Regions from separate parts of the Homo sapiens genome. Here region 1 is linked to region 2. A link is an interaction called in ENCODE POLR2A ChIA-PET data of the cell type or tissue named here. Cell type or tissue: PC-9. All regions are shown on one strand. Links, peaks and the distances in the headings refer to the core of each region. The heading gives the core; the rest is flanking DNA.

Evidence for each region. ChIA-PET counts read pairs that join two places held together with the same protein. Peaks named below come from ENCODE experiments on the same cell type or tissue, not always from the same donor. Only the 100,000 strongest peaks of a DNase experiment are listed, where the experiment ranks them.
Region 1: POLR2A ChIA-PET joins it to region 2 with 9 read pairs; 2 of 35 experiments call an interaction of 5 or more read pairs at or near these places.

What each region holds. Positions count from the first base shown.
Region 1 is chr3:182,881,747-182,894,284 of GRCh38, reverse strand. It overlaps ATP11B (ATPase phospholipid transporting 11B (putative)), which reads right to left. Exons shown (of 30, transcript NM_014616.3): 22 at 9,387-9,532; 23 at 8,275-8,334; 24 at 6,572-6,699; 25 at 4,737-4,875. Among named protein-coding and RNA genes, the nearest start is that of DCUN1D1, 93 kb to the left of the region's middle. In PC-9, for the core only: no CTCF peak of the experiment used is centred there; a DNase peak (open chromatin) is centred at 7,604; H3K27ac peaks cover 697 bases.
Region 2 is chr3:182,815,025-182,827,562 of GRCh38, reverse strand. ATP11B (ATPase phospholipid transporting 11B (putative)) reads right to left here. Exons shown (of 30, transcript NM_014616.3): 2 at 7,187-7,303. Among named protein-coding and RNA genes, the nearest start is that of ATP11B, 28 kb to the right of the region's middle. In PC-9, for the core only: no CTCF peak of the experiment used is centred there; no DNase peak of the experiment used is centred there.

The sequences.
Region 1 (12,538 bases), core at 6,507-9,006, 66 kb before region 2:
TATGAAGCTCTGTTTAAAAGCAACTACAAAAAAGTTGACCCTGTCAGATTACAGAAATAAAGTATTAAGCTCACAAAAACAAAGATCAATAGATGGGACTTAATTAACCAAAAAGCTTCTGCACTGCAGAAGAAATAATCAGTAGAGTAAACAGACAAGCACAGAGTGGGAGAAAATCTTCGCAATCTACACTTCTGACAAAGGACTAATATCCAGAATCTACAAGCAACTCAAACGGATCAGCAAGAAAAAGATAATCTCATCAAAAAGTGGCCTAAGGACATGAATAGGCAATTCTCAAAAGAAGATATACAAATGACCAATGAACATGAGAAAATACTCAACATCACTACCTGGGAAATCCATATCAAAACCACAATGTGATACCACCTTACTCCTACAAGAATGGTCAGAATAAAAACATAAAAAAATAGATGTTGGCATGCATGTGGTGAAAAGGGAACACTTTTACACTGTTGGTGGGAATATAAACTAGTATAACCAAAATGGAAAACAGTGTGGAGATTCCTTAAAGAACTGAAAGTAGGACTACCATTTGATCCAGCAATCCCACTCCTTCTATCTACCCAGAGGAAAAGAAGTCATTATACAAAAAAGATACTTGCACACCCATGTTTATAGCAGCACAATTTGCAATTGCAAAAATAGGGAACCAGCCCAAATGGCCATCGATTAATGAGTGGATAAAGAAAATGTGGTATACATATATACCATGGAATACAACTCAGCCATAAAAAGGAATGAAATCATGGCATTCACAGGAAACTGGATGGAATTGGAGACCATTATTGTAAGTGAAGTAACTCAGGAATAGAAAACCAAACATCTTATGTTCTCACTCATAAGTGGAAGCTAAGCTATGGGGACGCAAAGGCATATGAATGAGACAATGAACTTTTGGGGCTCAGGGAAAAGGGTGGGAGGGGGTGAGGAATAAAAGACTACACATTGGGTACAATGTACACTGCTTGGGTGCACCAAAATCTCAGAAATCACCACTGAAGAACTTATTCATGTAAAAAAAAAGTAAATAATAAAAAAACTAAACAAGAAAATAAAGTCTTAAGCTTATTTTTAACTTTAAAAAATAAAAAGATTACTCAAACAACATATTCAGTGAATTACTAATCTATGACTTCTTGACAAATGTCCATGGTAAGACAATACTACTGTATTATTAAGACAAGCCCTACTTTTTAACTAATACTTAGATTCAAATACTGTGACTACTTTAAGACTGGATAAGGGCTAGGCAAATTTTATGTGAGAGATTAACTCTTCTACTATTTAGGAAAAAAACAAAGTTAAAAATTAGTCACTAGTTCAGCCTTCTCATTAACATTATTTTTGCTCTCTGGCAACTCATTAAGGAGTAATAGTAAAGGAATATCTTTTGTATAGTGCTCTGAAGGTAAAGATGTACCCATGGAAAAGCAGTTTTAGAGACACACATGACAGGAACTCAGGCAGGTCATACACATTCTTCCAGTCTTTCCAAATCTTAGAGAAAATTGATCAAGACTTATACTTTACTAAGAGAAAGAAAGGCCTGTTAAAAAGATTTGAGATAAATACATGAAGAATGACTAGTTCTTTCCTAAGCTAAACTGAAAGAATTAGTGAATACTTCAAAAGTATTTGTTGAAAATTAATTAACATAAAATTGCTAGACCCTAATACAAAAAAAAAGGGATAAAGTCTTAACTTTCCCTGAATTGTTCTACCCTTAAACCCAAACTATTACAAGTCTTCCTCCTGCTCCTCTCCCAGGATCACTTGGTTTGCAATGACTTCATCTTTGCCTCCAGTCACTCCTCTCAGCACTTCCCTCTAGTAACTTTTTCTGCTCTAGGCCCTCAATTGTTTACTGATAACTTGGGCATGCAATAACAATATTTAGAAAACAGGAAGCATTCAACAAACTCAGTGCTAAGCAATGAGACGCGGCCTAGACAGATGTCTAAAAGGATTTTTAGCACAGGGACACATAAGAGGGAGCTGGACCAACAGGAAAGGCGTCTGTGGGCTCAACTGCGAAGAATAGGTGGTGGTGAGGGAATCTTGGGGAAAGGGAAGCATGAGCATTCTAGAGAGGGAACATAAGCAATGTTTTAGAATTAGAGATTAGCATGGCACATTCTGAGAGCCAGCAAGGTGATTTTCACAGTTAAGAGAGAGTTTCTGGGAGAATTAGACCGGGTGGGATTGAGTAGGACATGATCTTCCAATATAATGACTTAATAGTAAAAATAACAATGAACACTGCTAAGACGTAGTGAATACTTCTATATGCTAGCCACTATGCTTAATGCTCTACAAATAATATGTCATTTAATCCTCACATCAAACCTATAAGGTGGGGATTATGTGCCTTTTCACAGGTGAGAAAACTGAGTCTGAGAGAGGTTAACTCATCCCAAATCACTCAAACGATGACTACAGATGCCAGGGTATGAATCCAATTCTGATTCTAACATGTGCTGCTTTGCTACTATACCTAGTATTGGAGGTAGGGAGTGGCAGATTAATTTCAATAGACAGTAAAGAGAAAAAAGCTTTTATACTAATGGCCAATAACAATTTATCCTTCAAGGTTTTATCTTCTGTATAAAGAATGTTCAAGATTTTATTTTAAAAAGTTACTAAAAATTAGAAACAAATCCTCAAATTAAGGGAATACTTACATTATGACAATGTAATAGAGTATTACGTAATCATGAAAAATGTTCTTGAAGCATTTTTAATAACATACAAAATCACTTAGGCTACAATGTTAAGAAATAAGGGGATACAAATTATGAGGTTAATGAAAATAGCAAAAAAGAATTGAAACAAGTATGTAAAAATAATAAAAGTAATAATATCTGGGTAGAGGGCCACCATGTGATTTATTTTCTTTATACTTTTTCCTACTAACTTCAAACTTATCACAATGGGCACATATTACTTTTAAAAATTAAAAAAAGTAGTGACTAGCAATACAAGATCTTTAACATCCTTTTCATCCAATGATGAAGATCCAAATTTCCTTCTTCTTAACTCTCCTCCCCTCTTAATTCTGTCCGGTTTTCACCCCACTATTTCAGGTGGAAGTGAGCATACTCACTCATATGTCTATATATTTGGTGGCACTTGCACTGATGGTAAGACTGTGCAGAAGGGCACCAGGCTAACAGCTGTTTCTCAGAAGAATTGAGAATCATGACTAAGCATGTAGGTTTTTTTTATTATACTTTAAATTCTAGGGTACATGTGCACAACGTGCAGGTTTGTTACATATGTATACATGTGCCATGTTGGTGTGCTGCACCCATTAACTCATCATTTACATTAGGTATATCTCCTAAAGGCATGTAGGTTTTAAAGTCAGATAGATCTGAGTCTGAATTCTATTACTGTAATTTGCTTACTGTGTGAACTTAGGCAAGTTTCTTAACCTCTCTGAGGTTAATTTTCTAACATGCGAAAATTAATAATGATATTTTTCTCATACAGAGTTATGATTTAATGAGCAAATGCATGTAATGTACCAGGCATAGAGAAACAAACTCAACAAAAGGTAGTTATTATTTGGGAAGTGCTGTAACCTTTATGCTACAAGATTCATATTTTCATCCACATCAGTCTAAATATGTCCTCAAAAGTGAAGTGGCAATTATATTTATGTCCCTACTCTATAAGGTAAAGGGATTTTGCAAGGTTAAGGCCTCTACATTTGAAACCCATTTCCTTTATTACACCGGTGTATTTTGTTATTAGTTTACTTGCTCATTTTCTGTATCCTTTTCAAGATTCTAAGCTCCATGACCAAGTTACTTACCAGAGCCTAGTATAGTACTTGGGAATAGCTGGCCTTCAATAAAGATCTGTTGAGCAGATAAAACTTTATATTCTTCCAATTGCAAATTTGTATGTCTGTATCTCCAAACATATTTTGCAATACTTAAGTGATGGGAATGGAAAAGGGAAACTAAGAGTGACAACCATTTCCAGTCCACCAGAGTCCCTACCACTGCTGTCATTTCTTTCCTTCCTAACCCATTTAGTTAAGCCCCGAAAGAGAGGTCTAGCTCTGCCAAGAGTCTCTCAACATGAGCACTCCAATCAGAACACAGTGTAACAGTGTACTGTTTAAAATGCACTCTTTCCTAATTTCATGCTTCGGAAAAGTGGCCAAATTAAACAGTAAGTTATGACATCTATTTAGAATTGTGAGTGTGCAATGAAGAATGTGGTAGCATTTCCTAGGCAAACAACAATGCAATTAAAAGCAAACAAACACTAAGTCCTCATTTGCCATCTGAAAAATGGGAGTAATAATACCTCTCTAATAAGATTATTGGGAGGACTAATGGAGATGGGGCATATTAAAGTACTTAGCACAAAAGTAAGTACCAGATAAATGGCAGCTATCAATAAAACACAATACTAAGGTGAAGAGCATGCAGGGGCAATAACATATCCCCTGTGTGAGCTAATTTTTGAATAGCAAAACTGTCTAGTAACTTGAGTTTCATTTCGAGATTACACTGTATTGCCTGTCAATTTTCACTTGTATGAAACTTTATTATTTAACCACAAAATTTAAACCTTTTTATATTTGCATTTTAATACTTGAAGTTCTGTAATTTAAATTAAATTTTACTTTATGACAAAAGCTATAAAAAACCCATAAAATATTAACAAGCATTCTTTAAAAAAACTATATACTTTACCTGGCCATTTCCAAGCAGAGATGTATCTTTCCCTATTAGTAAATAGGATCCAAAAAAGAAAATAAAGGCATGACTGAAGCCCAGGATGGTCCAATAAAGAAATGTTTTAATACTTAAGAGGCGGTTTTTACTAATGTCTCTGTTAAAAAGAAGAGAAAAAGAAACATATTAGGGATCATTTATTATTTGCCCACTAAACAATTAATATAATATGATAATTAAAAAACAAGATAGATTTTTAATTTAAAATTGCTTGAAAATATTAGCACAAAGAATAAATAAATCCAAATTTATAAACCACTGCTTATAATATCATACATCTGTTTAATAGCTTATAGTTCACATACTACATTCAAACATATTTCTTCATTTGATAAAGAAATAGGAAGACTGGGTGCGATGGCTTAAGCCTGTAATCCCAGCACTTTGGGAGGCCAAGGTGGGCGGATCACAAGGTTAAGAGATCAAGACCATCCTGGCCAACATGGTGAAATCCTGTCTCTACTAAAAATATAAAAATTAGCTGGGCATGTTGGCACGCGCCTGTAGTCTCAGCTACTTGGGAGGCTGAGGCAGGAGACTCACTTTAACCCAGGAGGCAGAGGTTGCAGTGAGCTAAGATCACGCCACTGCACTCAGCCTAACGACAGACTGAGACTCTCTCTCAAAAGGAAAAAAAAAAAAAAAAAAGAAATATGATAGGCTGGGCATGGTGGCTCATGCCTGTAATCCCAACACTTTGGGAGGCCAATGCAGGAGGATCACCTGAGACTAGGAGTTTGAAGCCAGCCAGGGCAACATGGCAAAACCTTGTCTCTACTAAAATAAATAAATAAATAAATAAATAAAAAGTTTAAAAAATTAGTGAGGCATGGTGGTGTGTGCCTGTAATCCCAGTTACTCCAGATGTTAAGACGGGAAGATTGCTTGAACCTGGGAGATTGAGGCTGCAGTGAGCTACGATCTTGCTACTGCACTCCAGCCTGGGTGACAGAGCAAGATCCTGTCTCAAAAAAGAAAAAAAGAAATATGACATAGGCATAATACTTCACTTTAATTTTGAAAAGTTGATTTATCTGTTATTATATTCTTCTGTTAACATTCAGTCACTCTGCCATAATGGTCTCTTTTTAGTGAGGTTATCTGAGTTAGGTTCAGCACTGATGCTCCTAACTTCCCTTCTAATAATAGCTATTATGGGAAGAACAATCTATGCCAATCTTAGGTCAAGCCCTGTCCTAGATAACCTGAGGAATTGAAGTAAATTAATCCAAATTTAGATAATGAGATGACTCTATAAGTGGTACTTCAATAGCTATCTCTATAAGAGCTTATGGTGAATACCATAGCTGGTCCTGAGGAACAGGTCCCAATCACATCTCTGTGATTACTTGGTTCTGGGGAAGCAGGAATAAAGCAGAGAATCTGGGGTGGGAATTAATGTCCTCACCTCTGGATTTTGCACTAATTATTACTCATAAATTTCGCTAATAGTAGAAAAAAACTTTTAGGAATTCTAGAGACTACCAATTATGAATAACTTCTTTTGTGCACACGAAATAGAATATTACTGGTTTGCGAGAGTAAGTGCAAATTACACAACTGCCCAGTGCATTCCCAGGATGAAAGTGCTCATTCTTAAAAAAACACCGGAAAAATTATTCCAATTTTCTCTTTGAAAGAAACCTTTTTTTCTCTGATATTCAACAACTGTAAATCATACGACAACTAAAGAACTTTCCTTAGTAAAGCATTAATCACCAAGACATAAATAAATCTGCTTATTTTTTACTTAAAAAAACTGATAAGGCCATTTAATACCAGAAAATACTTACCGATAAAGGGTGGGCTTATTTTGTAACACATGAGGGTCTACATGCTGTTCCAAAAGACTATATATCAGAATAGGTAGGGAAGTAAAACAAATATTGTATAAAGTCAGGTACACGCTGTCATACAATGTCTAGAAAGAGAAATTGGTAGGAATGTTGAGTTTCTGAATTATGCATTACTATTATGCATATGACAACTATGCATATTAAAAACAAAATTAAAGTTTTAAAAATTTATACTGAAATCCATTTTAGTAACTCCAATTAAATAATTCTAATTTGTTTTTAATACTGACATAAACATATAATGTTCCTAGGTTGATATTCTTTGTGAGAACTGGAATATTTTGCTATATCAGGTGCTTCTGGAATTATCGTGAGTTAGATCAACATTTCAAGGTTCTCCACAATTTGATCACTGTGAAGTAATTTTACATAATTCTCCTCCATGTATTCCAGGCATCTTACTACTCCTTCCACATGCAACACATACAGTTTACCTTTCATGGCTTTGTCTCCCTGTCTACACACTACACTTCCTTTAAGGCACTGAACAAGACTATCTTCTTCCATGAAACTCTGCACAATGGCTTAAGTCCTTAACGATATCTTGCTCCTCTAAACAGTCACAGGTACCACTGTTGGTACTAATCACTTAGCACTTTGCCTATGCTTTACATATTGTTTTTATTGTTATTAATACTGCCTCCCAAATTACACTATAAACTCTCCAGAAAACCTAATCAAAATAGGTCAGTTTTCCTTGTCGTATTGTCTTAGCATATTCTTTAGTTCATTTAGGTAAACAAACTTTTATCGGTAATCAATGCCCAAGCAAATATTTGGAATTTAGAGTTACAGGTTGTAAACAGGATAAAACAGCAATTAAGAATAGGAAAAACTCATGAAAAAGTTAAGATAATTAAGCTCTTGTTTTTTCAATAAATTAGAACTAGTGTCTTGATCAATTTGAGATGTATAGTATGGTATGTAAAAAGGGTGCCTGCCACATTAGTCAGAAGCAGTAGGTCAAAGTTATGGTTTAGTCATTAAGTTAGCAAGGCAAGTTACTTAATTTATGTGGATTTCATTTTTCTTTTCTAGAAATTAAAACAAAGTAGATCAGGACTGGTAAATATGTGACATGCATGCAAACAAAGACCCACCTTGTGCCCATTACAACTATTGCTAACAAATTACATTTTCCCTCTGAGCCTGCAGCTTTAGAAACCTTTTCAATATACTCTAGGTGCCCCATCAATTATTTAAAGGTAGCTTCTGAGATAAAACCTATATGCCATCCCTGGACTAAATCACTACTGCTCCTTCCAAACCTAAGACATTTCGAATCAAAAATAAAAATGAGGTGAACCTCCAAGTTATCTGGCCTGGCTTGATTTGGATTTTACAGAAATATCACAAATAAGTTATCAAAATTCTCTCATAAGCTGTTAAGGGTTATTATCTATTTTTAAAAGCATCCAGAATTACATTTTGGTATTAACACTCACCTCAAACTGAAAACCAGAATAAATAAATATTCTGAATGTCATGCTGGTTAAATATACTAAACAGAAAAGTTCTGTCTGGTTCCCTGCAGGACTAAGAAAAATGAAAAAAGTCCCTTCAAACGTCTATCAAAATCTGAACATACATACGTTACTCTAAAAGGACAAAACACAAAACACAAGTTTCTATTTACTTACTTGCTGAGAAAACAAACAGTAGAACTGATATAAAAACTGGGGTGTGATAAAGCACACATTCTGAAAAACAAGATTAAATGGAAAATAATTAAAATATTTAGGTTTCAAAGACAAAATAAAAAATAAAAAAAATGGCTGTTAAAGTGTCCAAAAACAATCTCAGTTGGTATGGTAAGTAAAGGATAAGGACTTGTCCATATATAACAGGAATGCAGGATTCCCATTTTATCAAAAAATGTCTAAAAACATTCTAAGCAACAGTGCAGACATCAGAATGAAAAAACCCTTGACTCCTCTCACTGCCAAGCAACACTATAATTTTGAATTTACAACCTTCAAACTATTACTCAATACTTTTCATATATAGTACAATAAGTAAGATTTACTCAAACTTTAGGGCTATATCTTTACAACACAAAAATGTTTAAAACACACAATAAATCAAACTATCGAAACTTCTTTCCATCTCAATATACTCATATTACAAGTAAAAGCTAGAAAAATAAGTTAGAAAAAAACTGCCATCATCTTATAGCAATATGCAATCTACTTGTGTTCTATCACTGGATTGTAGTTATCAATTATAGAAATATATGCAACATAGTACACTCTGGTGTTATTAAATGTATTGGTAACAGGGGCTCTTAATGTGGGTTCTGCAAACTCCCACCTTGTACCAAAGGACCCAAAGATAGGACAATATTTCAACATAATTTGTTTCTTTGTAACCCTATGTATTTCATTTTATGCATATAAAAGCTCCATATTGAGGAGCTCACACATTTCACTAGACTACTAAAAGGTCATTCATGGCATAAAAAGGCTAAGAACTCTACTTAAAACCATTATATTGGTGTTAAAACTTATTGCTGGTTCAGGACAAAATAACTTTAAAGATATCAAATGTACTATGTTCTAATTTGCATGGAACCCCTGGGCCCCAGGCAACCACTGATTTGCTTTCTGTCAGTATAGAATAGATTTATGACAAAATACTGTTATTTTTACTTATTGAAACTATTTTAAAGAGAAATGTATAAGGTTATAACATTCCTTAAATTGAAACTTCATATTACTATATCAATAATTGATTCTAAATACATGAAACTCACCTTATAAAAAAAATACTGTACAAGGGTAGCTATTCTAATATAATAAAAATGACCATGAACAAAAAGCAATTTGGAGAGGAACTTAAATCTGGCTATTGCATAGTCACTGTTTCTTGCAGCCTGTCTTCCTTCTTTACCCATGATTCCTATAATAAAAGGGACAAAAGACATGTTCACTGATAACTGTAATTTTCATGATAAATCTGCAAATATCTTAATTATTTATAATAGTTGAACATGCACTTAGGAACATTAAATCCTAATATACAGCAGATAGCAGATGTCCAAAAGGTTGTTCTACTTAAATATGTAATTAATATAAGGCTACGATATTTATCAGACACATAACACCAATTTCCAAAGAATTAGAATATAAAAAGATAAAATACAATATAAAAAATAATATTGAAAGTTAAGGATTTAGCAGGAACATCAATTATTACACTAATAAGCACAAGTACTGGGTAACAGACTTCTGATGGACAGAATGCTATAAAATACTTAACTTCACTATTTTCACTGAATATAAAAAATATTCAAATTGAGTCATTTGAGTTTAGCAAAATGAGTCATTTGTTTGCTTAACACTTCCATGAATAAGTCAAAGTGCACTTTTTAAAAGGAAAATATGAATTTAAAATAAATAAATTTTTAAAAATAAGCAATATCATTTGAAATCAGTGCAACATTTCCTCTGATAAATATGAATACTTTTTTAATGGTTACAATAATCCTTAAGGTTTCAAAAGAGAAGAAGAGTCATTGCCAAGTTTTTATTTTCAATCTAGAAGCAACTTAAAAAAATTATTTTTCAAAACTAAAACTTTGTCATAAAAGGATGAAAGTGTTCCAAAATGTATAAGCGATGAAAAAAACCTGTATTCATAATCCCTAGAGAAAACTGCTGTTTTTAGTCTGCATTCTTTTTTTTTTTTTTTTTTTTTGAGACGGAGTCTCGCTCTGTCGCCCAGGCTGGAGTGCAGTGGCGGGATCTCGGCTCACTGCAAGCTCCGCCTCCCAGGTTCACGCCATTCTCCTGCCTCAGCCTCCCAAGTAGCTGGGACTACAGGCGCCCGCCACTACGCCCGGCTAATTTTTTGTATTTTTAGTAGAGACGGGGTTTCACCGTTTTAGCCGGGATGGTCTCGATCTCCTGACCTCGTGATCCGCCCGCCTCGGCCTCCCAAAGTGCTGGGATTACAGGCGTGAGCCACCGCGCCCGGCCTAGTCTGCATTCTTTTAGAAATTTTCTTTCTGCTTATTTCATGTCTGTGTGTGTAAGTATTTCATACATACAAAAACACGTATAAAAATGTGGCTCAGGCTGGGCACGGTGGCTCAGGCTGGGTGTGGTGGCTCACGCCTGTAGTCCTAGCACTTTGGGAGGCCAAGGCAGGTGGATTACCTGAGGTCAGGAGTTCGAGACAAGCCTGGCCAAAATGGTGAAAACCCATCTCTACTAAAAATACAAAAATTAGTTGGGCATGGTGGTGGGTGCCTGTAATCCCAGCTACTTGGGAGGCTGAGGTAGGAGAATCGCTTGAACCCAGGAGACGGAGGTTGCCGTGAGCCGAGATTGAGCCATTGCACTCCAGCCTGGCAAACAAGAGTGAAGCTCTATATCAAAAAAAAAAAAAGGATTGTTTTACAACTTGCTTTTGTTGCTTAACAGATTATGGACACTGCTTCAAATGTATACTTGTAATGTACATCTTTATCAACATGCTCAATTTTTTTTACTAGAAGAAATTCCTGCATTCATAATTGCAATGTCAATAGGCATACTTTAAAATTTTGTTTGGAGTAATAATGCAGGGTATACCAATTTATGCTCCTACTAACATTGTATAAGATCATTTGTTAATCTATACATTTACCAACTCCAGGTTTATCAGTGTTTATAATGGATGCCAATCTGACAGGCAATTTTAACTTCCATTCCTTGGAATGTTAGAGAGACTAAACATTTTTTTCATACATTTAGTATTCTTTTTAGATTTCTCCTTTCATAACAATCGATTGCTCACATCCTTCCATATTATTTCTACTGGAACGTTTTTCTTATTCTCATTAATTTGTTAATACTTTGTATACCAGGATTATTACAACTTTGTCATCTATTTTACAAATATTCTTTACTAGTTTGTCCTTTGTTTTTAAAATTTGTTTTGGGAGCTTTTACCTCTGCATGATCTTTTCCCTATAATTAACTATAGTTCCTTGCTTTGGTGTTGTCCTCAAAAGATTCTTCCATACCGCAAATAACAGAATTATTCATTAAATTTTCTTCTATTACTTTTTAGGGTCTTTATAAGTTACTTAAATCCTAATCCATCTTGAATTTGTTTTGTTACAAATAATAGAAAGAGACTCAACTTCTCTTTTTTTTTTCAAATCACTAACCAGTTTTATCCATTTTTTTTCTACTAAATAATTTGTTTTCCTACTTATTTGAAATATCTCCTTTGTTATATTCTAAATTTCCAGATGCTTGAATGTATTCTAGTCACTGGTCTGCCTGTTATCATTACAGAATTAAACTGTTTTAAATACTGTAATTTTTTTTATAGCCTTAAATGTATGGTATAGGAAGTTATCATCAAATTGCTATGAAAATTTATGGAAAATAACGGTATACAAACTAGAAGGAGAATTAAGTTTTCAAAATGAAGAATTAATTATCTGAAAGAGGAAGGAGTTGATCTAAGAGGCACACAGAAAATATCAGACCTGATAACTTCCCATCCAGCACATTATAGAGACTATTCCAGAACAGGAATTAGCTTAACTCTCAAATTTTATCCTTCCATAAAAAATCCTATGCCCACACTTTTCATTTTGCTCTGTATTTATACAATAAGAGTATATGGCTAAAAAGGAAAGGATTAATAAATTCAATATAATGAAATGACATTAGCAGTCTGAATCTAATAAAAGTTTTAGGCAAAAATAGAAAAGAATAAGGATAAAGGTTATTAAAATGAGAAAACTACTTGAGATGTTGTGTTTATCGCAGTTTAGTACAATTTCCTGTCTTTATAATGATCTTTAAAATGCGCTGTAGGATCTTTAGATGCACAAATACACTGAGTAACGGTAAGATTCTAAAACAAGAACCAGCAGTGCAACTATGTAAATCACAAATTTAGAAT
Region 2 (12,538 bases), core at 5,366-7,865:
CACAATATCAATTTTAAAAGGTAAGATAGTATAGCACAATGGTTAAAAGCATAGATGCTTGGGGTTAAACTGTGGTGGCCCAAATCTTAATTTGTAATACTCACTAAATGACCTTGGACTTAATCTCTCCGTGTCCCACTTTGCTCCTCTATAAAATGAGGATAATATTAATCATATCTTATAGGGTTCCTATAAACATTAAATCAGCTAACATACTGAAGAAGCACTTAGGACAGAACCTGGCTCATACTAATTGCTATAAAAGTGCTTATTATTATTACTCAGCTCAAAAACCTATAATGCTGTATTACAAGGGCAGAATAATATGCTGCAAATTTTATTTGTGTTACAACTCACAACATAACTTCATACATGAAACAGGGAAATTGATTTATAGAATGTTTACTTTATGTACATCCTCCCAGAAGAATATAAGATCCCTGAGGCCAGGGATATCATTTTATTTACTGTTCTATCTCTAGCACATATACTACTCCTTGGCACATAGGTAGAGATCAAATATTTTGCAGAATAGATTAATGAATAAATAAATATGGTTGACAACGGGTTTTTTCTGAGATAATATCCTGATCTCAGGCAATGAGGCCTCAATGGTTACTGACCAATTCAAGATTTCCAAAGAGGTACTTTACGTTACCTAGTGTCATGTCAGATGGCTCTAATTTTTGGATTTTCATTGTCAAAAGTTCACTTCTTAATTAGCTGTTTGAGACCTGAAACACTGTTTCCCACATGAACAACCTTATAAACAGAGTTAGGTTCCCAGAAAAGCCCACAAAAGCCTATCTGACCCAGGGATATGGAAAGACTAGTCCAATAGCAACAAACTTTCCTTCTTTGGTGAAATTATATTTTCAGTTTGAATCTGGAATATGTGAAACATATTTTCCCTGAGTAGTGGCGGCAGCAGTGGTTCCAGAATCTGAGGATGGGAAGTATGTTTAGGGCTCTAGAAAGAAGAGAGGTAGATACTTCCTGGAGCCAAAGGAAGTCAATGTTCAATGTATACACATGAGATGGTAATTGTGTGTCAAGTCACCTGCAGGTGATCTTAATTGGAATTAAAAATCAGTTGTCAGAGTATCTCAGTCACCAAATGTATAATACTTTATAAGGAAGGTTGGAAGTCTCCTAAGTTTACAGCAATCTATTTGAAACGTAACAGCAACAATATATTTTGTATTCCAGAATCCTGAAGAGAACAGCTATATAAATTGGCAGTAAAGTAATTGGTTTCAGGGTGTTTTCTTTGGCTAGTTCAATAATACAAGGAACAACTCAGAACAAATAAAAATTTCTTATGAAAACTAGCACATAAATGGTAGAAATTGTTTCTAGTTTTTCTGAAATACAAACATAATAGATTGTGAATGAGTCTAAATTCTGTGCTTGTCCTATTGTATAGAGAGGGAGAACTCTAGTAGCATAATATCAAACATTATGAAAATACTGCTAAGAAAATAATTTATTATGCTTTAAAGTTCTCTTTGTTATGTAATAATGGTTAAGACAAATGAATTAGAAGTGTAACTTCTCTATAGTCATATATGACTTTATAATTGACCTTATTTTCTCCTAAGAAAACTAAAACATGGCTATAAAATTAAATATTTTGCAAGAAGGTTATTTTATTTTATTTTTTTGAGACAGTCTCACTCTGTCTGCCCAGGCTGGAGTGCAGTGGCGCAATCTTGGCCCACTGCAACCTCCGCCTCCTGAGTTCAAGCGATTCTCATGTCTCAGACTCCTGAGTAGCTGGGACTACTTGCATGCACCACCACACCTGGCTAATTTTTCTGTATTTTTTTTTTTTTTTTTTGAGACAGAGTCTCACTCAGTCACCCAGGCTGGAGTGCAGTGGCTCGATCTCTGTTCACTACAAGCTCCGCCTCCTGGGTTCATGCCATTCTCCTGCCTCAGCCTCCCAAGTAGCTGGGACTACAGGCAACCGCCACCACACCTGGCTAATTTTTTTGTATTTTTTTAGTAGAGACGGGGTTTCACCCTGTTGGCCAGGCTGTTCTCAAACTCCTGGCCTCAAGTGATCCGCCCACCTTGGCCTCCCAAAGTACTAGGATTACAGGTGTGTGCCACTACACATGGCCAAAGAAAGTTTAAATTTAAGATAATGTAGTTACTATGGCCAGTTAAAGACATACCACACAACCACAACATGCAAGACACTTCCACAATAAGAGAAACAGAAATAAGATGTTTAATATTAAGTAGAGGAGATTAAGAACAAAACATTAATAGCTGTATTCAAAGGTAAAGTGTATGAAAAAAATTTAACAAGACAGTCATATTTGACATGTGCTTTAAAAGAAGAACATTCAACAGGCTGAAAATCCAGGGCAAATAAGGGAGAACATTTCAGGAAGCTAGGACAGCATGAGCAAAGGGACAGGAGAAAAGCTCATCATGGCTTTGTGAGATAGAAAACAATGCAGTCTGGAAGGAGACCAAGAGAATAACAGGGGAGTGAAAGGTAGTAAAATGAAAGTAATGAGAAGCAGGCTTCATTTATGCTCAGGAAAAAAGTGACAGTATCTGTATAAATATTTACATTCTTGAAATTATGGTCAAAGATATGAATTCTACCTTTCTACAAAAACATAAAATCTACAATGTCCACAAATACATAAAATTTACATTTTAAAAATTGTGGCTAACAACATGAAATCAAAGCAAAGGCACAGTGGTAGGAAAGTTCAACATGAGTTTGTGGAATAACAGGTAATCTGTTTTGGAAGGAGTTTATGAAAGCAATAGTGGCGTAATAGGTAGTAATGAGACAGTCCTCATTTACCGTAAACATTTAAAAAGGCAATACTTCTTTAAACATCCACATTTTAAAAAATATGGTCAAAAACATTAAACCAAATACTTCTGTGTACAGAGACAGTCATTTAAAGATACTTATTTAATCCCAAAAGCTTTCTAGGAGGACACTCAGTTTCCACTATTGACAAAGAGGTGGTCCTGTGGACTCCCAGCAGATAAGAATTATAAAGATTACATTTTAAAAACTATGTCAAATACTGGAAAATGTCCAAAATATAGATGGAAACGGGAAGAGAGTTTAATTTCAAAAAATTGCAAATGGAAGAAGTATAAATTGTGAATTTTTGGCTTCTTAGCTTGGAGACAGTATCCACCTACCACACACAACAATGGCTGCAAAACAGCTGGGGAAAACTACAGCCTCATCAACAACATGTAACCAAGATTAGAGTTCAGGGCTGGAAAAGCAGCTGGAAATGTAAAGGGAAAATACTGATTGTCAGAGAACCACACAAAGAAAATGGCTTATATTCAAAACATTAACTACACAATTCCAGGCTGACAGCTAAACTATGCACTAGAAAGGAATGAATTACTGATACTAATACTTGCAACAACAAAAATGAACCCCAAAAGCATTATGTTACGAAAAAAGAAGTCAGGCACAAAAGACTTGTGTTGTATTATATGAAATTCTAGAAAAGAAAAAACTATAGTTACAGAAAGCAGATCAGTGGTTGCTAGTGCCTGGGGGGTGAGGAGGAGGGGGACCTGCTGCAAAAGACCATGAAAGATTTTTTTTGAAGCAATGGATATATTCCACATCTTGATTATGGCGGTGGTCAGATTTGTCAAAACTCATCAAACTGCACACTTAAAACTGATAAATTTTACTGTATGTAAATTATACCCCAAGTTAAAAAAAAAACCTAAAGTTTTCAAGAGCTTTTATTTCTTGCATAATTTCTTAAGAACTGTGTCACTACAAACAAATGGATGAACATTCCATGGCCATGGATAGGAAGAATCAACATCGTGAAAATGGCCATACTGCCCAAGGTAATTTATACATTTAATGCCATCCCCATCAAGCTACCAATGACTTTCTTCACAGAACTGGAAAAAACTACTTTAAAGTTCATATGGAACCAAAAAAGAGCCCGCATTGCCAAGACAATCCTAAGCCAAAAGAACAAAGCTGAAGACATCACGCTACCTGACTTCAAACTATACTACAAGGCTACAGTAACCAAAACAGCATGGTACTGGTACCAAAACAGATATATAGACCAATGGAACAGAACAGAGCCCTCAGAAATAATACCACACATCTACAACCATCTGATCTTTGACAAACCTGACAAAAACAAGAAATGGGGAAAGGAGTCCCTATTTAATAAATGGTGCTGGGAAAACCGGCTAGCCATATGTAGAAAGCTGAAACTGGATCCCTTTCTTACACCTTATACAAAAATTAATTCAAGATGGATTAAAGACTTAAATGTCAGACCTAAAACCATAAAAACCCTAGAAGAAAACCTAGGCAATCCCATTCAGGACACAGGCATGGGCAAGGACTTCATGTCTAAAACACCAAAAGCAATGGCAACAAAAGCCAAAATTGACAAATGGGATCTAATTCAACTAAAGAGCTTCTGCACAGCAAAAGAAACTGCCATCAGAGTGAACAGGCAACCTACAGAATGGGAGAAAATTTTTACAATCTACCCATCTGACAAAGGGCTAATATCCAGAATCTACAAAGAACTTAAACAAATTTACAAGAAAAAATCAATCCCATCAAAACATGGGCAAAGGATATCAACAGACACTTCTCCAAAGAAGACATTTATGCAGCCAAAATACACATGAAAAAATGCTCATCATCACTGGCCATCAGAGAAATGCAAATCAAAACCACAATGAGATATCATCTCACACCAGTTAGAATGGCGATCATTAAAAAGTCAGGAAACAACAGGTGCTGGAGAGGATGTGGAGAAATAGGAACACTTTTACACTGTTGGTGGGACTGTAAACTAGTTCAACGATTGTGGAAGACAGTGTGGTGATTCCTCAAGCATCTAGAACTAGAAATACCATTTGACCCAGCCATCCCATTACTGGGTATATATCCGAAGGATTATAAATCATGCTAATATAAAGACACATGCACACGTGTATTTACTGCAGAACTATTCACAATAGTAAAGACTTGGAACCAATCCAAATGTCCAACAATGATAGACTGGATTAAGAAAATGTGGCACATATACACCATGGAATACTATGCAGCCATAAAAAAGGATGAGTTCATGTCCTTTGCAGGGACACGGATGAAGCTGGAAACCATCATTCTGAGCAAACTATTGCAAGGACAGAAAACCAAACACCGCATGTTCTCACTCATAGGTGGGAACAGAACAATGAGAACACTTGGACACAAGATGGGGAATATCACACACTGGGGCCTCTCGTGGGGTAGGGGCAGGGGGAGGGATAGCATTAGGAGATATACCTAATGTAAATGACGAGTTAATGGGTGAAGCACACCAATATGGCACATGTATACATATGTAACAAACCTGCACGCTGTGCACATGTACCCTAGAACTTAAAGTATAATAATAATTTAAAAAAAAAAAAAAGAACTGTGTCACTAATCTAAAGCTCATCCATTATCCTGGATTCTGACATCTCCTCTTCCTACTTTCTGCTTTAGAACCATCATCCAAAACGAGAGATGGCACTAAGGGTATGTTATACACATAAAGAATGTGAAGGCAGCAACATGGGGCAGGGCAAAGAACTGCTGACCTAAGACAACATCCTTGGGAAAGACGAGGTTAGGATTAGAGAAAAGATGTTAGTTGCTTTAGAAGAGAGGGAAGGAGCAATGCAAAGATGCTTCTTAAGGTGCCCTTTCAGGCAATAGTTATGATATAAGGAAAACTTTACCCTCAGTCTCTTTGACTCATATCCTCTATAACTGTACCGTCCAAGCCACTAGTCACATGTAGCTACTGACATTTAAATAAAAATTAAATTAAACTTCAGTTTCTGAGTGCACTAGCCATATTTCAAGGCCTTGATAACCTTGTATAATTTATTGGCCATCATATGGGACAATTCCATCATGACAGAAAAGTCTACTGCAAAGTACTATTCTACAGTCTTTAGCTTCAGAATAACCTAAGACAACTTAAAAATGCCACAGGAAAAAATGAAACAAGGAAGAATATATAAGAGTGAAGCTGTACTTTGGCACCATAAAATGTGTACAAATGAGTGATAAAATTGGAGGAAGCAGACTTTAAAGCAACACAGAACTGAGTTTAAATTCCAATCTATGGCCGGGTGCAGTGGCTCATACCTGTAATCCCAGCACTTTGGGAGGCCGAGGTGGGTGGATCATGAGGTCTGGAGTTCAAGACCAGCCTGGCCAAGGTGGTGAAATCCCATCTCCACTAATCATACAAAAATTAGCTGGGCATGGTAGCAGGTACCTGTAATCCCAGCTACTTGGGAGGCTGAGGCAGAGAATGGCTTGAACCCGAGAGGCAGAGGTTGCAATGGGCCAAGATTGCACCACTGCATTCCAGCCTGGGTGACACAGCGAGACTCTGTCTCAAAAAAACAAGCAAACAAAAAAAACCCCAAAAATCCAATCTAGCCATTTACTAGTGAGCAACCTTGGGAAAATTATTCCATTTCCTAGGACTTCAATTGAGGAAACTGATTTAAAATCAGTATAACACTGCTTTGTAAAATAGATTTCATAAAAGCTATCTCATAGGGTTGTTGTAAGGATTAAATGATATGAGAAGTACTTAATATAGTTTCTGGTACATAGCATAAATATTAGTTCCTTAGTTTACTAGCAACTAAAGATAATTTTTTGGCATGTGGGCTACTGATATCAGCAATTAGCCACTCCTTGTATTCTACAGTTAACCATTTTGGTTAAGATAAATCGACCACCGTTTTCTTGAATTTGTAAGGATATAAATAAATACACACACACACATATAATCACTTTTAAAAATAAAATGATCCATATCTACAGTTTTAATAATAATTTTTTTTTTTGAGACATGGTCTCACTCTGTTGCCCAGGTTGGAGTGCAGTGGCACAATCACAGCTCACTGCACCCTCGACTTCCCAGGCTGAAGCCAGCCTCCAGAGTAGCTGTCAGTAGAGGTGTGCCACCACACCTGGCTAATTTTTTGATTTTTTGCAGAGACAAGGTCTCATTATGTTGCCCACACTGGTCGCAAACTCCTGGGCTTAACCGATCCTCTCGCCTTGGCCTCCCAAAGTGCTGGGATGATGGGTATGAGCCACTGCACCTGGCCTAACAATAAAAATTTTAATTCTTACCTTAGATGAAATGATCCTGTTATCTATAAATTTCTGAGGTGTGTAAAGGCCATTCTGAGGAAACCTGTTGGCTACGTAGATGGTTCTTGTGTCACTCTGATGTGGTGGGTCAAAACCCTAAGACCAATCAAGCAAGAGAAAAAGAAATACTAGTCAACCAGGTTAGTTATGATACTTTACTGTTAGCTTTATTTAGCTGGTCAGATTACATATATTACTATTGCCCTTAAAATGCATATAGACTCAATCCATCTAATTAGAAGAGCTATGCCACCTATTTTTTTTCTTTCACAGGTAAACAGGTACATTATCTCCAGATAGAAACTTTACTATTTTTTTTTCTTTCACAGGTAAACAGGTACATTATCTCCAGATAGAAACTTAACTAGGTAATGCCTTTAGTAATGAAAAACAGTTCATTCTCTGTCAGAAATACTACTATATTGAAAAAAAATCATATGGGAGACCTATAGAAGTATTTGAGGACAAATTTTCTATCCCTACTGCATTCCTTCCCTTTCATTTCTATGGATGGATTTCTACTCAGTGATGTGGAAGTCCTGTGTAGCTACAGCCTAATAAGCACCTACCACATCTGATGGCAAAGGTTTATATTTATTTTACTTTTTCCATCCCCAGACTGACTTGGTTGCAAAGAGCTTTGTTCCCAGATGACTTACAGTGCATTAGGTAGGGTCTTGCCCAGACTCATTCCACACAATCACTTATTTGAGCCATTATAGTATCAATTGACTTACTGAAATAGAGATATGAATATGCTGTAATTCCTGGCCTTTGGGAACTCATATCCTGACCTCAGATTGAGAAGACCATCTGTCAAGGCATATTAGTAATCACCTCTGGTAGAAAAGATTTCACGGGTAACAAGAACACTGAAACTTTATTCTTAGAGGACTGTATTTCCACTTCCACAGTTGCAAGTGAACCTTCAAGACACTTTAACATTCGGCATATTGTCTAGGGTTTTGAAATATTAGAAAAAAGACGCCGGGCGCGCTGGCTTATGCCTGTAATCCTAGCACTTTGGGAGGCTGAGGCGGGCGGATCACGAGCTCAGGAGATCGAGACCATCCTGGCCAACATGGTGAAACCCCGTCTCTACTAAAAAATACAAAAAAAATTAGCCGGGCGTGGTGGCGGGCGCCTGTAGTCCCAGCTACTCTGAGCAGGAGAATGGCGGGAACCCGGGAGGCGGAGCTTGCAGTGAGCCGAAATCGCGCCACTGCACTCCAGCCTGGGACACGGGGAGAGACTCCGTCTCAAAAAAAAAAAAAAAGAAATATTAGAAAAAAGAAAAAAAGACTCTTTTGGCAGATCTTGGGAACCCACTGATGGGCTGAAAGCAATATCCAAATGAAAGACTTTCTTTCTTTGGTTCTAACAGGAAAACGATTCAAAATTCCTTAGGTTTTTTTCTTTTTTTCTTTTTTTTTTTTTTTACATAGTGGTCATGGGCTATTTACTAGTACTACTAAGCAGTTATTAAAAGGTCAATAAAACTTGGGTATTCATAAGCTATGATGATCCATTTTTAGATATTAGTAAACGCTCTAATTTAGTAACCTACTACGTAAGTAATTTGGCTACCATTCAACACTTAGCATCCTTGTAGCATTTCCATTAAGCACAGACATACACAGATAGTGTGAGATCCCATGTAACTTAGAGGGATATTTTGCTTAGTCCATTGGAATATTAAGTGTTATGTACGGTATTCAACTGTTATTATTCTTGGTTTTAAACTTTTATTCTGTGATCTCAGAAACAGCTAGTACAGGACTGTACAAATGCATTTGTATGCATCATAACAAACATGTTTATTTGTTCAGACTATTTAAAGTCCTAAGATTTTTCTACCCTGCTTTTGCAACATTTTGCAATAGTGATGAACACACTTTGTAGATGTGAATGTAGCATTATGTGTCTGATTTCAAAAATCAGTCTCTTTAAGGAAAAAATATGGTGGCATAAATATTTATTTTCCTCATAAAGTGTCTTTAAAATTTTTCACAATTTGGTAAACAGATGAATAAGTGAACAAATGAATGAACAAATAGTTTCAAGGCTACTCCTTTAGTCTAGGGCTGTATTTCTCAAAAGAGGTTCACAGGAAGTTTACCTATAAACAGGTATCTGGAGCATTAGACTGCAGGAAGCATATTTATTCAGCATCCACTCCACAAACATGTTAACATCTCCCCCCAAACACTAGCTCCTGCCTCTTAATATGCTTTCTGCCATCTTTCTCTCCAGCATCACTCTGCTTTCAGCTCAACTCAACAGATTCAGATGGACACCTTTTTAAGAGCCCGTTAAAACAGATAAAATATTACTAATATGTTACTACTTCTCTTTAACACTAATTTAAACACTGATTTATAGCTTCTGGGATAAAGTTTTTTTAAAAAAGAAAGTAAATTTCAGGGCCTCAAACAGTACGTAAATCTTTAAGATGTCAAGACAACTGAGACTGAGAACCACTTAAAGAAAAGTTTAATTTTTTGCTAAATTCTCACAAGACCAGAATTTATGTACATCTAAAGTTAAGAAACAAAAAAAAAAGGACCCAAAATAACAGCAAGATAACTACAGCAACACCTCAGTTATGACTAGAATTTATATTAACATATAAATGCACATACTTTACATGAAGCAAATGCTCATCATTTCCCATTTATCTCTACTGGATGATAAGAACCAATGACCACATACTAAAATTTTGGAACTCCTGAGGGTTCTATAATTATTTCAAAGGGATATATTAAAACGTTCCCCCTGGCTGGGGGCGGTGGCTCATGGCTGTAATCCCAGCACTTCGGGAGGCCGAGGCAGGCAGATCACGAGGTCAGGAGATCGAGACTGTCCTGGCCAACATGGTGAAACTCCGTCTCTACTAAAAATTAAAAAATTAGCTGGGTGTGGTGGCACACACCTGTAGTCCCAGCTATTTGGGAGGCTGTGGCAGGGGAACTGCTTGAACCCGGGAGGTGGAGGTTGCAGTGAGCTGAGATCGTGCCACTGCACTCCAGCCTGGCAACACAGCAAGACTCTGTCTCAAAAACAAACAAACAAAAAAAAAAACGGTCCCCCCAAAATACATTATAAATTAAACTGAATTTTAAAAATCCTATAGAGCAATTCTATATTCCAATTAAAAATAAGATGACAAATTTAAAAGGAGAATGATGACAAACTTTTCCATATTCCCAATGATGATATAATATCTACCTATGCATTCTGAGGCTTTTTATTAATTCACATAATCTCATTCAATCATATTATAGTCAATGGCCTGCATTTGTGGGCACGTACGTGTGTTATTTTCTTTCATATGCAAAATAGGTAAATTTAATATATGTGTCTATAGTATAAGTACAGCCAAATGTCCCTTACGGAAATTAAACTTATAACTTCAGTTCATTAGTATTTAATATTAACTTTGCTGCAACAAATTAAACTAGCCACAATCTAAATAAAAATAAAAGAACAAAACTATCCAAAAATGAAGAAAGTGACTTAGAGCAGGATCCATAAATGGGCTTTAGTTCTGTGAATCCCTGAAATTGTGTGCAAATTTGCATATATGTGCATTTTTCTGATAAGCGTATACATAGGTTTCATGAGCTTTGCATGATGAAAAGAAGCTTAAAAGTACTTAACTTAAAATCTTGCTTTGTAATTAGTTCTGTAGCTTGAAATTCTATATTTAAAACTACCTCAAGAGAATCTTTATGTTTCAGTAACACCTTTATCTTCTTTAACAGGAGTCAAAACAAACTATTAACAAAATTATTTGTGTAACTACACGTTTAGTATGAAGTTCAAGCATAGTTTCACACTATTTCTAGTAAGCATTATCAGCAATTCTATGACACTGGAAAGGAAATATAATCTGAACTCTCTAATTACTAGGTCAAGGCTACATGGCAAGGTTCAGAAACCTTTGGCACATAATACATTTTCTCTTGTTATCCCAGGCTACTCATTCACACCCTCAACCCCTTAATGCTTGCCTGCTCCTTTCTTCTCTGATTTTATCTTGTCCTGGGCAAAGGACCTGAGATAGATCAATGCTATTCCAGCCACCCTGGCTTTATGTTAATGTCTACTAAAAAGTAGAGTTTAGGTATTGTAGGCACACAAATTTAAACTATTTGAAAGCTATCATATTCTTAAAAATTATGAAATTCAAAATCCCTTTTTTTTTCTTACTGGACTTGTGAGCATATGTTAAAGCCATAGGTACTCAAAAAAAAAAGTGGGTGAATATTTAAAGGGGAAAAAGTCTCATGATGGCAGACAGGGGAAGTACTGTTAATACACAAGACAGGATTGATTTGAACGGGACTCCTCTTGTAACCAAACTGAATGAGACCTGGAGAAATCAAATCAGCAAACAGCTATATCAATTTTAGCAGGAGGTCTCTGGCATAAAACAATACTTAGGAATGAATCTCAACATTTTCAATTTCAGGCCAAGTATATTAGCCTCTGCATTATCTTAAAATCCCAAAGATTTTATAAGCATTACAAGTAAAAGAGCTAAGAAGAGACTAAAACTATAGTTATGAATAATTTAATTAGTCATACTTCTTTAATATAACTAAGAAAACATCATCCTTAGAGTTCACAGCGCCTTCTAGCATTCCTACATATGATCTATTTGCTCTATGACAGAAAGAAAAAGCATCAAAACAAACAAAAGACCTCAAAACAACAAAAACAAAAAGCAGCTTCAGGGTCAAAACTGTATTAGGTTATTAAAATAAATGAACAGAATTTTATTTAGATCACATTCATGACAGAAAGTGATTTTTGCTGGCTATATGTTTCAAAGTATACAGGCACATGAAAATGCCTAGGGAAAAAAAATACCAATGCTTCTGGGGAGGAATTATTTAACGTCTTTTACTGAAACCTACAAAGTTAATTGTGAATTACTATTTCCTAGACATAAACTTTCAATAAATTATACCTATTCAGTAAAATATACCTATATAAAGGTACCATCAGGGCAAGATAATGTGACACTGTTAACAGACCAGACTAAGGTGATAGAGAAAAATTTAAAACACCCACAATGTAAACAGTTATAATTTACCTCAGCTTTTTGCTTTGTATTACATAACTTTCACTTCAGGATTTAAGTTAGTTTGCCATCTATCAGACCAGTCCGGTCTTCCAAGAACCCTGGCTTAGTGCAGGGGTGAGTTGGGACTGGATTTTTTCAAGCTGTAGGATATAAAATCTAGAGTAATCTTAGCGAAAGATAACTCAAAAATTCTCAAATCATTTGCCAAAGTTTTACTAAAGGTAGCTCATCTCTGGCTC